Regions from separate parts of the Homo sapiens genome. Here region 1 is linked to region 2. A link is a contact called in ENCODE Hi-C or POLR2A ChIA-PET data. All regions are on one chromosome and are shown on one strand. The core of a region is the stretch at or near the end of the contact, and the rest is flanking DNA. Distances in the headings are between cores, read along the strand shown. Region 1 holds the start of BAK1 (BCL2 antagonist/killer 1). Region 2 holds the start of PSMB9 (proteasome 20S subunit beta 9).

Region 1 (6,505 bases), core at 739-3,238, 730 kb before region 2:
ACGCCTGGCTAATTTTGTATTTTTAATAGGGGTGGAGTTTCTCCACGTTGGTCAGGCTGGTCTCGAACTTCCAACCTCAGGTGATCAGCCAGCCTCGGCCTCCCAAAGTGCTGGGATTACAGGCGTGAGCCACCGTGCCCGACCAATTTTTTTTTTTTTTTTTTGAGACGGAGTCTCATTCTGTCACCCAGGCTGGAGTGCAGTGGCGTGATCTCGGCTCACTGCAAGCTCTGCCTCCTGAGTTCACGCCATTCTCCTGCCTCAGCCTCCCATGTAGCTGGGACTACAGGCGCCTGCCACCATGCCCGGCTAATTTTTTTGTATTTTTAGTAGAGACGGGGTTTCACCATGTTAGCCAGGATGGTCTCAATCTCCTGACCTCAGGTGATCCACCTGCCTTGGCCTCCCTTTTGTGTATTTTTAAAAGAGACGGGGTTTCGCCATGTTAGGCAAGCTGGTCTTGAACTCCTGACCTCAGGTGATCTGCCTGCCTCGGGCTCCCAAAGTGCTGGGATGGGATTACAGGCGTGAGCCACCGTGCCCGGCCTTTTTTTTTTTTTTTTTTTTTTTTCTAGAGACAGACTCTCCCTCTGTTGCCCTGGTGCAATCATAGCTTACTGCAGCCTCGACCTCCTGGGCTCAAGCAATCCTCCCACCTCAGCCTCCCCAGTAGCTAAGACCACAGGCATACAACACCATGCCTTGCTAATTTTTTTTTTTTTTTTTTTTTTTTTTGGTATAAGCAGGGTATTGCTGTTGCCCAGGCTGGCCTGGAACTCCTGCACCTGGCCTCAAGCGATCCTCTTGCCTTGGCCTCCCAAATGGCTGGGATGGGATTCTAGGCGTGACACACCGCAGCTGGCTGCCTTTTTTGTTGTTGTTGAGACAAGGTCTTGCTCTGTTGCCCAGGGCGGAATGCAGTGGTGCAAACATGGCTCACTGTGGCCTCGACTTCCTGTGCTCAGGTGATCCTCCTGCCTCAGCCTCCTAGGTAGCTGGGACCACCAAATGCACAGGTGTGCACTACCATACCCAGCTAATTTCTAATTTTTTTTTGTAGAGACATGGTCTCACTTTGTTGCCCAGGCTGGTCTTGAACTCCTGGGCTCAAGCAATCCTCCCACCTCAGCCTTCCAAAGTGTTGGGATTACAGGCGTGAGCCACTGGGCCCAGCCTCTATTGAGTTTTAATCTCCGTTTACTTGACTATCACCTTCAGGATTTCAAACATCCAGAGACCACCAAGGTGCATGGTGCACAGGTCTAAATTGCAGGTTGAATCTCAATCTAGTATTAGTATTCCCCAATGCGACTACAGAACTGATTATTACTATTTATTTTTTTTGAGATGGAGTCTTGCACTGTCACCAGGGCTGGAGTGCAATGGCGCAATCCTGGTTTACTGCAACCTCCACCTCCCAGGTTCAAGGGATTCTCCTGCCTCAGCCTTCCAACTAGCTGGGATTACAGGCGCCCGCCACCACACCCAGCTAATTTTTTGTATTTTTAGTAGAGACGGGGTTTCACCATGTTAGCCAGAATGGTCTCGATCTCTTGACCTCGTGATCTGCCTGCCTCAGCCTCCCAAGGTGCTGGGATTATAGGCGTGAGCCACCGCGCCTGGCCCAGAACTGATGATTAACCCAGCTGAGCCTCTGTTCATCTGAATGGGTATTGTCAACAGCACTCACTTACAAGAGTTGCTGAGAAGATCCAATGAGACAAATAGTTGCTAAAGTGCCAGGCATGCAGCAGTGCTTAAGAAACTTCTCACCCTGGGTTTTTTATTGGTATTGATTGATGTAGAGGTGGGGGAGAAGATCAAAGACAAGGATTGAGAATCAGGGATGGGAAAAGCAGTGGGCCACTGACAGCCGCCCTGCCTGCCTGGGAGGTGGGGTGGGGAAAGTGGGCGGGACATGCTCCTGGGCCTGGCCCACCCAGATCACCCTACAGGCTGTCGGCCTGTGCGTCTGCATCCGGTGGCCACAGAGCAACTTCCTCTAGAGGGAGCTGATTGGAGCCGGGTGCCGCTGGCACCTCTATGATCACTGGAGTCTCGCGGGTCCCTCGGGCTGCACAGGGACAAGTAAAGGCTACATCCAGATGCCGGGAATGCACTGACGCCCATTCCTGGAAACTGGGCTCCCACTCAGCCCCTGGGAGCAGCAGCCGCCAGCCCCTCGGGACCTCCATCTCCACCCTGCTGAGCCACCCGGGTTGGGCCAGGATCCCGGCAGGTAAGCTGGAAGGGTCTTGTCCATCCTCCCAGATCTCAGCAGCCCCAGCCCCAGGGTGGGGCAGGGAGCCTGCCGGGAGCCGGGTGGGGAAGGGGAAGCTCAAGGCTTCCCTGGGCAGGTCTGCCGCCCCGGCTGGGGACCTGATCCTGCCATGCCTGCCTCTGGCTGCCCCTCACAGCTTCCCCTCTTGGCCCAGCCCTGGATGCCGGAGAACTGTAAGAACTGGGTCCTTTAACAGTCTGGGAGATGGGAGTGGAGGTCAGAGCCAAGGTCAAGGGCAGAGAGAGAACTTTCTCAGCGCTTGCTGCTGCCCAACATCCCTAGACTGGGTCCAGGGCCTGGCCAGGCATGTATCCCTGGGCAACATTCATCGGGGCCCAGCAAGCCCAGGAAGTCGGGGGTGGCTCCCCTCACCGGGAATTTAGGCCACTTGGATGGGGGAGGCAGAGCTAGGCCTGAGTCAGCATAGGTTGCTGGCCTTGGTGGGTGTTCTGAGGCTCTACCTGCTCCCCTCGGAAGCCTGGGGTGTTGGTAGAGGGAGTTGGAGGTGCAGTCAGCATCCTCCAGCCCTACTGTCCTGGGGGTGCCGGGTCCTGGAGACTGGGGAAGAAGGAAGGCCATCTTATGTAAGGAGCTACGGGGGGTGGGAGGCAAGCAAAACTCTTTTTTTTTGTTTTTTGAAATGGAGTCTCGCTCTGTTGCCCAGGCTGGAGTGCAGTGGCGCAATCTCGGCTGACCGCAACCTCCGCCTCCAAGGTTCAAGCGATTCTCCTGCCTCAGCCTCCCGAGTAGCTGGGACTACAGGCGCACGCCACCATGCCCAGCTAATTTTTGTATTTTTAGTAGAGATGGGGTTTCATTATGTTGGCCAAGCTGGTCTTGAACTTCTGACCTCGTGGGCCACTATGCCCGGCTGCAAAGTTCTGTTTTAACAAGGCCTTGCCCCTAGAGGTGGAGGAGAGGAAGGTCTGCCTTCACCCTGTCCCTGTCCGGCAGATCGAGGAGGAGTGGGGAGCTGGGTGAGGGCACAGGTGGTCCAGCCCTCCTCCACCCCTTCTTGAGAGCTCTTGGGGCACTTTCGAAAACACTCCCAGGCCTAGCGGAAGGAGGGTGGGCGAAGGTCCCCAGGCCCTGGGCGGTGGGGGTGGGGCTGTGTGCTTGGCCCAGGGTGGGGCTGCACACCCCCTCCCTCTGGGATAGGAGGAGGGCGCTCTCCTTCTGAGGGCTGGAGGCTGCCTGGGGAAATGGGGCTCTGGGAGGGGTGCAAACTGAAAGTGAAACAGCTGACATCCAGGAAACACTCGCCCTGATGAGGGGTCACAGCAGGTTGGGGCTGCGGTCAGGACCAGGCAAAGAGGAAAATTGGGGCCGGGGACAGAAGACCAGGTGTGTGGTGGGAGTACGAGGCAGGTTATGGGGCTTCAAAGAAGGCCCTGATCCTGAGGGCTCCCTCCGGTCACTGCAAGGCAGCAGTGGGGAAGGCACAGACAGGAGGTAAATAGGGAAAGTTGCCCTGAGAAAGAACACACTCTGAGGTCCACAAACTGGAAAAGAAATCTTGCATGCGTGTTGAGTACATGGACTCACGGAGATTCAGACAAACAACCTGACTTTCCGTGACTAACGATGTGACCTCGGGCACTCAACTCTTTGTGCCTCACTTTTCCTGCCTGTAAAGTGGGTATGATGGCGCTCACCCTGCTGGGTTCATGTGAGTTTCCAGTGTTCACCACCCACAGAGTGCTCCTAAGTGGGAGAGTATATCTTAGGCTCTCAGGAAATGTTTGCGGCTAACAGCCCAGAGTTAAAAAACAGGTGTGTTCTGGCCAGCCAGAGGGAAGTAGGGCCTCTGAGGACAGCCTTCATGGGCCATTGGCTGGGCAGTGGCTCGCTTGCAATAAGCATGTGCTGGGTGGGCTGCAGGAGGCCCCAGGAACAGCTAAAAACCCCCCAGGCTCTTGCCCCAGGAGTGGCATGAACTTGAGAGCCAGCGGGCACTGCTGCAGCCACACCCTCCTCGATGGTGCAGATACCTCAGTCTGCCCTTGGCTGCCTCACCTTCTTACCCTGTCTCCCTCAAAGAGGGAGTGTTCAGTAAGTTGTTTCCTCCCAGCAGACTTCACTGGGACCCATGCTGGAGTAAGAATAAAAAGTCCCAGAGGAGGCCAGGCACGGTGGCTCACACCTGTAATCCCAGCACTGTGGATGGCCGAGGCAGACTCACGAGGTCAGGAGTTTGAGACCGGCCTGGCCAAAGTCCCAGAGGACTAAGGGCCTTTCTGGGAATGGGGGATCCTCTCTCCTATGTGGACATGGCAACCTGTATGGGGTCCCCAGTCACAGGTCTGTGCTCACCCCCATCTCTGCTTTTTCTCGCCCTTCCCCGCAGGCTGATCCCGTCCTCCACTGAGACCTGAAAAATGGCTTCGGGGCAAGGCCCAGGTCCTCCCAGGCAGGAGTGCGGAGAGCCTGCCCTGCCCTCTGCTTCTGGTAAGGGTCTTCCTGCCCCCTCACCCATCCCATAACCATGAGTGCTGTCGTGAGGATGGAAGGAGCAGGACTCAGGCAGGCTCCTTCGCCTCGGTTCACCCACTGTGGGTGGGGAATACTCTTCCCCACCCACGGGCTCAGAGGCTGGAGCTGCTGTCAAGGTTAAGCCCAGGAGGGGGAGGAGTCTGGACTGGGGAGGGCCTGGAGGTTGGGAGAGGCCAGGAAGTGAGTGTAAGGTAGGCACAGTGCCACCGGGGCAGAGGGCTGGGTCACGGGCGAGGGAGGCAGGAATTAGAGTGGGGCCTGGCTGCTGTATCCCTCCAGCGGGAGAAATAAGGAAGTAAGCTGGCCAATCACCCAGTCAGGTCTGCTCAACAGGGAACGCAATTATTGTGACTTGGGGAGGAAGTAAGATGGCTGCCCTCCTTCCCTCTTCCCAGGGGATAGCCAGGGAAGCCCCAGCTCACACCTCACGGCGGGCTGTTCCCTGGACTTGGGAATCAGGTCCCAGGTCTGTCACTATCTCCCTGTGTGACTTTTCTGGGCCGCAGCTACAAATTCAGATTTTGTTTCCCACATTTCCCTGCACGCAAAGGGCTGCGGAGCTGAGATGTACTAATGTAGACTCAGGACCCCAAATGCCCGGGACTGTCCCGGTTCCCCGGCTTGTTCTGGCTGTATGACCTTGCACACGTTACTCAGACACCCTGTGCCATTTTCCCCCTGCCAGCTGGGGATTGCCTGCTCCCAGGGCTACTGTGAGGACTCAATGCAAGTGCCGGAACAACTCTCCACACAGCATAAGCTCTAGGGGCGGCTAAGGTGCTGAAGTAGGGATATTTCTTTTCTTTTTTTTTTTTTTGTTTTTTTTGTTGTTGTTGTTTTGTTTTGTTTTGTTTTTTGAGATGGAGTCTCGCTCTATTGCCCAGGCTGGAGTGCAGTGGCGTGATCTAGGCTCACTGCAAGCTCCAACTCCCGGGTTCACGCCATTCTCCTGCCTCAGCCTCCCGAGTAGCTGGGACTACAGGCGCCTCCCACCACGCCTGGCTAATTTTTTGTATTTTGTTTAGTAGAGACGGGGTTTCACCATGTTAGCCAGGATGGTCTCAATCTCCTGACCTCGTGATCCGCCCGCCTTGGCCTCCCAAAGTGCTGGGATTACAGGCATGAGCCACCACACCCGGCCATTTTTTTTTTTTTTTTGAGACAGAGTTTCGCTCTTGTTGCCTAGGCTGGAGTGCAGTGGCACGATCTCCGCTCACCGCAACCTCCGCCTCCCGGGGTCAAGTAATTCTCCTGCCTCAGCCTCTTCTTGAGTAGGTGGGATTACAGGCATGTGCCACCACACCCGGCTAATTTTGTATTTTTAGTAGAGACAGAGTTTCTCCATGTTGGTCAGGCTGGTCTTGAACTCCCGACCTCAGGTGATCTGCCCACCTCGGCCTCCCAAAGTGCTGGGATTATAGGCGTGAGCCACCGCACCTGGTTGGGATATTTCTTTCCATGGGTGAGGACAGCTATGGCCTTAGGAAGAGTGAATCCCCTATAAGGCATGGGGCTGCCAGGGTTCGGCCCTCTCTCCCTGACTCCCAGCTTTGATCCTCAGAGGAGCAGGTAGCCCAGGACACAGAGGAGGTTTTCCGCAGCTACGTTTTTTACCGCCATCAGCAGGAACAGGAGGCTGAAGGGGTGGCTGCCCCTGCCGACCCAGAGATGGTCACCTTACCTCTGCAACCTAGCAGGTGAGCTACAACCGCTGGGCCCACAAGGACATCT
Region 2 (6,937 bases), core at 2,347-4,846:
TTTCTTTTGGCTGCAAGGACCCTGCTCTTATGGGGAAAAGCAGATAAGGTTACTTCCGTCCCAACGACCTTGATTTCTCGTATGGTAACTGCCTGATATTATGGTGGGTCACAATATCACCTTCTTCCTGATTATTTATATCAGGATAGTGATTTACAGCTTTTAAACTGTGTTCACATATAGAATGTGGTTCTCAAAATAACCGTCTCATGAGGTACTATATTATCTCCACTTTACAGATGCAGAAACTGACAGATTCAAGTGCCAGCAAGAGCCGAAACAAGACTTTTCCATTTCCCAGTGTCCAGCTCCTGGAACAGCACACTGTACAGGGATTCATGCAGGTTGGGGGAGCTCTAGTGGGTGGGGAGTCAGAACTCCAGAGCTTCATACCCATGGAGCTCCAGCTGGTAGGCGGCCATGTCGGCCACGGCTTGGGCATCAGCAGCTGAACCAGAGAGTGCACAGTAGATGCGCTCGTGCAGCGGGGACAGCTTGTCAAACACTCGGTTCACCACCGCCTCGCTGTCAGGAGGGAGTCAACAGTCACCAAGTTAAAACTCAGGTTTTTTTTTTTTTTTTTTTTTTTGAGACAGTCTCACTCTGTCACCCAGGCTGGAGTGCAGTGGATCAATCTTGGGCTCACTGCAAACTTCGCCTCCCTGGTTCAAGTGATTCTCCTGCCTCAGCCTCCCGAATAGCTGGGATTACAGGCACCCACCACCAAGCCCAGCTAATGTTTGTATTTTCAGTAGAGACAAGGTCCCAACATGTTGGCCAGGCTGGTCTCAAACTCCTGACCTCAAATATCTGCCCACCTCGGCATCCCAAAGTGCTGAGATTATAGATGTGAGCCACTGCACCCAACCAGAACTCAGGAATTTTTGAGGGTGATCATTCAATGTCTCTCAAATTTCTTTGACAAGAGAATAGCATGAAGTTTAATGCTTGGATTAAAGCAGGAGGCAAATAATCATCTCAGATATTATTAATCACTGCAGATGTTAATCAAAATTAGGCTTATTTTTCAGGCTTAGATTTTATAACAAAGCAAAAAATGCTAAGGTAAGAAAAATATGCCTCATCAATTTTCTTTGCTATTAACAATCTTGAGAGAGTTATGTTCTATGGAACATAATGTCAGTAATATTGACCTAACCCCATATACTCATTTTGCATGTGAGGAAATTGGTTAGGAGTGGGAGAAGAGACAAAATAGTTCAATATATGGTAAATGAGAAACCAGGTATCTGCTTGACAGAATCATCTTTTTGATCCCTAAGCACAGATGGAAAGAAGACCCTCAAAAATCTATCTCCTGTCCCCCTCTCAGACCCTATTCCTTTACTCATCCCTGTACACTACTGGGACAGGTCACATACACATTCAGACCCCAGATCCTCCTCCACAAATTCAGAGACCCAAGCACCCACCAAATAGCTTATCATAGTGGCTTTTGGGGAAGGTCAACTCCATTCCTCCAAGGCTCCAGTTTGCCAGTCTTTTCATGAATGGGTAAGGAAAGTGTGTATTTGAGGCCATTAGCTTCTTTCCAAATGCATACATCTTCACTTTTACTCACCCTGCAGACACTCGGGAATCAGAACCCATCACAACGCCCCCGTCAAACTCCACTGCCATGATGGTGGTCTGCAGAGACACAGAATATGGAATGTCAGGGCAAGAACAGCCTTGATGCCCTCATGTTAGAGAAGAAGAAACATTCCCAGAGAGGCGAAGTGACTGGCTCAAAGATTACACAGTAACAGGCCAGAGCTGACTGTCAGTACAGGCTTTTTTTCCCTTCATCTTTCCACTTTCTCTATTGCTTCATCCGGCTGCAGGGGAATGCCACAGCCCAGCTGTGATACAACACAGAAAGAACTGTGTCCCTAAGTTCCAACTTGCCTAGTGGAATCCTCTCCACTGTAGAGAGGTGGAGATGAGGCTCCTACAGGTAGAAGTGAAGCAGCTCCGCAAGTGAAAATTATCTCCAACGGAAGGGCTCATAGTATGTGCAGATGTGGTGTAGACCCAACACAGAGTAATTGACTATGATCTTGGGAAACAAGGTCAGTCTATTTTTTTTTTTTTGGTCCACAATCCTCCACTCTCACCCCCCATTTCATCAGAAGTGAGCTCTTCCAATTTACTGAACATTGGAAAAAATCGAGGAGGGCAGTGGTTAGCATGGCCAGGGGCAAGGCAGGAGAGAAGCAGCAAGGAACACATACAGATGGTTGAAAATAAAAGTTTCAGTTATGGAATTTCCGATCAAGAGGTAAATACATATCTCAGCAGCCAGGGAGGTAAATTTGTACCAAGAGATAATTTGACTGAGAAGTTTAAGCTGACTTTTCCAGGTCAAGAAAAGAATCAAGAAGAAGTGAGGGAAGATAAAGCTACATTTATTCTACTATTGAGTTGGAAGGAGCCTTAAAGATCCTCGGTTCAAATGAGGAAACCAAGTCACAGAAAATGCAAACGACTTATGCAAAGTCACACAGAGTTAATAGTAGACCTGGGACTAAAATTCAGGTCTAACTCTTATCCCTTGTTTCCACTTCTACTTCCTACTTGCCACTGCTCATTTGGCAGTGAGGGGAGATTTCCCAAATTATAAGTGGTTTCACTGTGTCTTTCTTACCAGGCCGTAAGTTACTCTGGCCCCAAAGGACGCTCCTCTGAGTATGCTTTCCGACGGACCGACTTATCATGAATAGAGGGTCAAAGAACAGGGTTAACTTCAAGTTAGAGGCTATTCCTCTCTAACAAAGCCGCCCCCAAGCCACGAGTGGTGGCAGTAGTCCAGAGCAGAAGCCAGCCAGCCAGTCTTGGGGCTGCCATCTGCCCCAGGCGCCCATCCTAAGCAAAGTCCCCCCAGTGGGCACATGGGAGTGGGCAGGGAAGACACAGGGAAGGGAGTAAGGCAGCATCTGGGCCAAGGAGAGGCCTTCCTGGGTCAAGCTAGGGAAGGGCATCACTAGTTAACACAGAACGCCCATTATCAGTGCTTGGGCTAAGAGTTGCCCAGTGGCAAGTTTATCAAAAGTCTGTGTGATGAGTTGGTCCTTCTCAATAAGTGCCTATATTTCCTTCTCCCAAGTGCTGTTCTACTTCACCCAGGGCACCATTTCCTCATCTCTTTGCACCATCCCCAACCCCCTTTCTTGATTTAACCAGCCCCCACTGTCCGGGACCAGAGTGAAAGCGAAAGCGCTTTAGAGTAGCTTCCCGTTGACGCTTCCAGCTAAGAGTCAAAGCACCCGCTTTTTCCACCAGCCTCGCGTGCCTGTTCCCTTCACGGACACTCTAGACGACCCCCCTCAGAAAAGAAATACTCTATGCTCATTGCGGGTTGCAAGCGCTGGCTGCTACAGGCGACCTCCCTGCGCTCCCGTTGGTCTCTGCATTCACTTCTCCGCGCGCGCTTCCAGGGTCCCCTGGCCGCTGCATCTCCTCCACCCCTCTGCCAACCCTCAAGCCCAGACCCATTACCCCGGTGTGGACTTCTCCCGCCCGGGGTAAGTCCCCGGTTGGTGCTCCCGCCCGCAGCATCCCTGCAAGGCACCGCTCTCCTCGCCGCCTGGGGCACTGGTTTCCAACCTGGGACAGCGCACAACGCGCAGCCGACAGCCCCGCCCCTTCGCGGCGCCGCCAGGAGGCGCCTGGGTGCTGCGGGGCTGCTTTGCGCGCGGCGCTAACGTGTGTAGGGCAGATCTGCCCCGAGACAAGTGACGAGGCAGCCCCGCCCTGAGGCTGGGGTGGGAAAACTGGTGCAAGTGGAAAGGCAGGAGGCAGGGAGAGGCGAGAAGGGTGTGCGTGATGGAGAAAATTGGGCACCAGGGCTGCTCCCGAGATTCTCAGATCTGATTTCCACGCTTGCTACCAAAATAGTCTGGGCAGGCCACTTTTGGAAGTAGGCGTTATCTAGTGAGCAGGCGGCCGCTTTCGATTTCGCTTTCCCCTAAATGGCTGAGCTTCTCGCCAGCGCAGGATCAGCCTGTTCCTGGGACTTTCCGAGAGCCCCGCCCTCGTTCCCTCCCCCAGCCGCCAGTAGGGGAGGACTCGGCGGTACCCGGAGCTTCAGGCCCCACCGGGGCGCGGAGAGTCCCAGGCCCGGCCGGGACCGGGACGGCGTCCGAGTGCCAATGGCTAGCTCTAGGTGTCCCGCTCCCCGCGGGTGCCGCTGCCTCCCCGGAGCTTCTCTCGCATGGCTGGGGACAGTACTGCTACTTCTCGCCGACTGGGTGCTGCTCCGGACCGCGCTGCCCCGCATATTCTCCCTGCTGGTGCCCACCGCGCTGCCACTGCTCCGGGTCTGGGCGGTGGGCCTGAGCCGCTGGGCCGTGCTCTGGCTGGGGGCCTGCGGGGTCCTCAGGGCAACGGTTGGCTCCAAGAGCGAAAACGCAGGTGCCCAGGGCTGGCTGGCTGCTTTGAAGCCATTAGCTGCGGCACTGGGCTTGGCCCTGCCGGGACTTGCCTTGTTCCGAGAGCTGATCTCATGGGGAGCCCCCGGGTCCGCGGATAGCACCAGGCTACTGCACTGGGGAAGTCACCCTACCGCCTTCGTTGTCAGTTATGCAGCGGCACTGCCCGCAGCAGCCCTGTGGCACAAACTCGGGAGCCTCTGGGTGCCCGGCGGTCAGGGCGGCTCTGGAAACCCTGTGCGTCGGCTTCTAGGCTGCCTGGGCTCGGAGACGCGCCGCCTCTCGCTGTTCCTGGTCCTGGTGGTCCTCTCCTCTCTTGGTAAGGGGAACGCAGGGCAAGAGGGGAGGACACAAGGGGACTGGGACAGGAATCAAAGGTAATTGTCAGTAAGGTAGAGTAGCGTGGGTTCTGGGAAATGTGGAGCAGGAGAAGGACTCCTAGCGTGGGTCTTGGAACACCACTTCGGTGTAGAAGAAACGGCACTGGACTGGCGGGGGCCAGAGGTTCTGGGCTCCATTGCTGACCGGGTCTTGATTCTTTGGGCCACGCCGGAAGCGGGGAAATCCTTTGCTCTGGGGCCGAAGGGCGGGGCATCCTCATCTCTAACAGGAGGCTTTTCTACTTCATGATCTCCAGCCTTCCTAATAAAATCCTGAAAGTTCTGGTAGAGCAACCACAGGGTAGTGAGTTCCAGGGCAGCCTATTTAGGTTCGGGATTGAGACGTCAGTGTTTCCTTTCTGCTGATGCCCTCCAGGATAATGGTGAGGGGGAGGAGGCGTGGTGGGGCCAGTCTGACTGGAACTGACCTACTTAGACTTAATATTTGTGCGTGACCTCTCTTCTCTTTCTCCAGGGGAGATGGCCATTCCATTCTTTACGGGCCGCCTCACTGACTGGATTCTACAAGATGGCTCAGCCGATACCTTCACTCGAAACTTAACTCTCATGTCCATTCTCACCATAGCCAGGTCTGGGGGCTGAAAATGGGGCACCCTGCAAATGAGGGAGTTGGAAGTTGGGGCTGCTGTCCGAAATGCACTTATATGGGGATACCTGGGACCTTCAGTCTGTTCCCTGAACACACCCTGATCCCCTTTTTTTCCGGGTTCTTTATAGTGCAGTGCTGGAGTTCGTGGGTGACGGGATCTATAACAACACCATGGGCCACGTGCACAGCCACTTGCAGGGAGAGGTGTTTGGGGCTGTCCTGCGCCAGGAGACGGAGTTTTTCCAACAGAACCAGACAGGTTTCTCCTGAAACTCTTTCATTATACGCCATGTACTGTTCATATCCTCATACATCTGCTTTGATCTCCCCCCTCCCCGCTCTCTCTCTCTCACACACACATACACACATTGTTCCTTCTCATTCTTGATATACCCTCTCCCTGTCTCTCTCTCTCTGTCTCTGTCTCTCTCTCTCTCTCTCTCACACACACACACACACAATTGTTTTTCTCATTCTTGATATACCTCAGGAGCAAAATATTGTCCTCCTTACCTTAAGAAAAACCTAGAGTTTTCATCTAGCATTTTCTTATAAATCTATTCCTATGTATCCTTAGATAGAAACCATAGAATTTCAAACCTGGAAATTTTGAGCTCATAGAGACCAACTGCCTCATCTGACAGAGAAGGAAACTGAGGCCAAGACCCTAAATGCTGAAACTGCACAGTTACATATGGCTAGAGACACACTTGGGGTTAGAACCCTGGTCTCTTGAGTGCTCCACAGACTTCGGCATGCTTTCTAGCAGCACTAGAAGCTGTACAGTTACATATGGCTAGAGATAGACCTGGGGTTAGAACCCTAGTCCCAGTGAGTGCTCCACAGACTTTGGCATGCTTCCTAGCAGCACCCTCCTCCTCCATCTCTGTTATGTGACCAGTTTAAGCTCTTCCTGCCTGTGTGTATAGCATGGGACATACAGGTTCTCTAGGGAACAGAAAGCTTTCAGGAAAATGGAAATTCACATGTGCATTAATGACTTTATAATTAAAATGAAGGTCAGGCCTTTCCTCTTTAACACTCATCTTCCCTGCACTGAGATTTGCAGACCTCTGGAGAACCCTAACCTTGTTTCCTGCAGCCTCCTTAGAACCCCATGTTGACACCCCTGACCCTGGCATCCTGGCTCATTGTTAGTTCGTCTCATCACTTGGAACCTGTCTGATTCACCTCACTCTCTTCTCCCCAACCCTGCAGGTAACATCATGTCTCGGGTAACAGAGGACACGTCCACCCTGAGTGATTCTCTGAGTGAGAATCTGAGCTTATTTCTGTGGTACCTGGTGCGAGGCCTATGTCTCTTGGGGATCATGCTCTGGGGATCAGTGTCCCTCACCATGGTCACCCTGATCACCCTGCCTCTGCTTTTCCTTCTGCCCAAGAAGGTGGGAAAATGGTACCAGGTATGTTCATGGAGTTGGCCCGCTCTACACAGACCCTCATCTCCCAGACTTGGCAGACTCAGTTCCTCTCACATTGCTTTCAGTCCAGCTTTC

The links. A loop is a pair of places that touch in the nucleus more often than their neighbours do. ChIA-PET counts read pairs that join two places held with the same protein, here RNA polymerase II (POLR2A). Pooled maps may share reads with other maps.
Region 1: a loop to region 2 is called in a map of CD8-positive, alpha-beta T cell, with 4 times the contacts of the local background. The contact joins the promoter of BAK1 here to the promoter of PSMB9 in region 2. A Hi-C loop is called at or near these places in 1 of 168 maps with a recorded cell type or tissue (CD8-positive, alpha-beta T cell) and 7 of 50 pooled maps. POLR2A ChIA-PET finds 5 or more read pairs at or near these places in 1 of 52 experiments (CD4-positive, alpha-beta T cell).

What each region holds. Positions count from the first base shown.
Region 1 is chr6:33,575,759-33,582,263 of GRCh38, reverse strand. BAK1 (BCL2 antagonist/killer 1) reads left to right here and starts at 1,988. Exons shown (of 6, transcript NM_001188.4): 1 at 1,988-2,239; 2 at 4,629-4,729; 3 at 6,336-6,471. The coding sequence starts at 4,660. RefSeq lists an enhancer at 2,769-3,414 and a silencer at 3,323-3,432.
Region 2 is chr6:32,850,851-32,857,787 of GRCh38, reverse strand. It overlaps PSMB9 (proteasome 20S subunit beta 9), which reads right to left and starts at 3,596. Exons shown (of 6, transcript NM_002800.5): 1 at 3,499-3,596; 2 at 1,583-1,650; 3 at 394-525. The coding sequence starts at 3,558. It overlaps TAP1 (transporter 1, ATP binding cassette subfamily B member), which reads left to right and starts at 4,084. Exons shown (of 11, transcript NM_000593.6): 1 at 4,084-4,749; 2 at 5,286-5,400; 3 at 5,549-5,679; 4 at 6,639-6,844. The coding sequence starts at 4,152.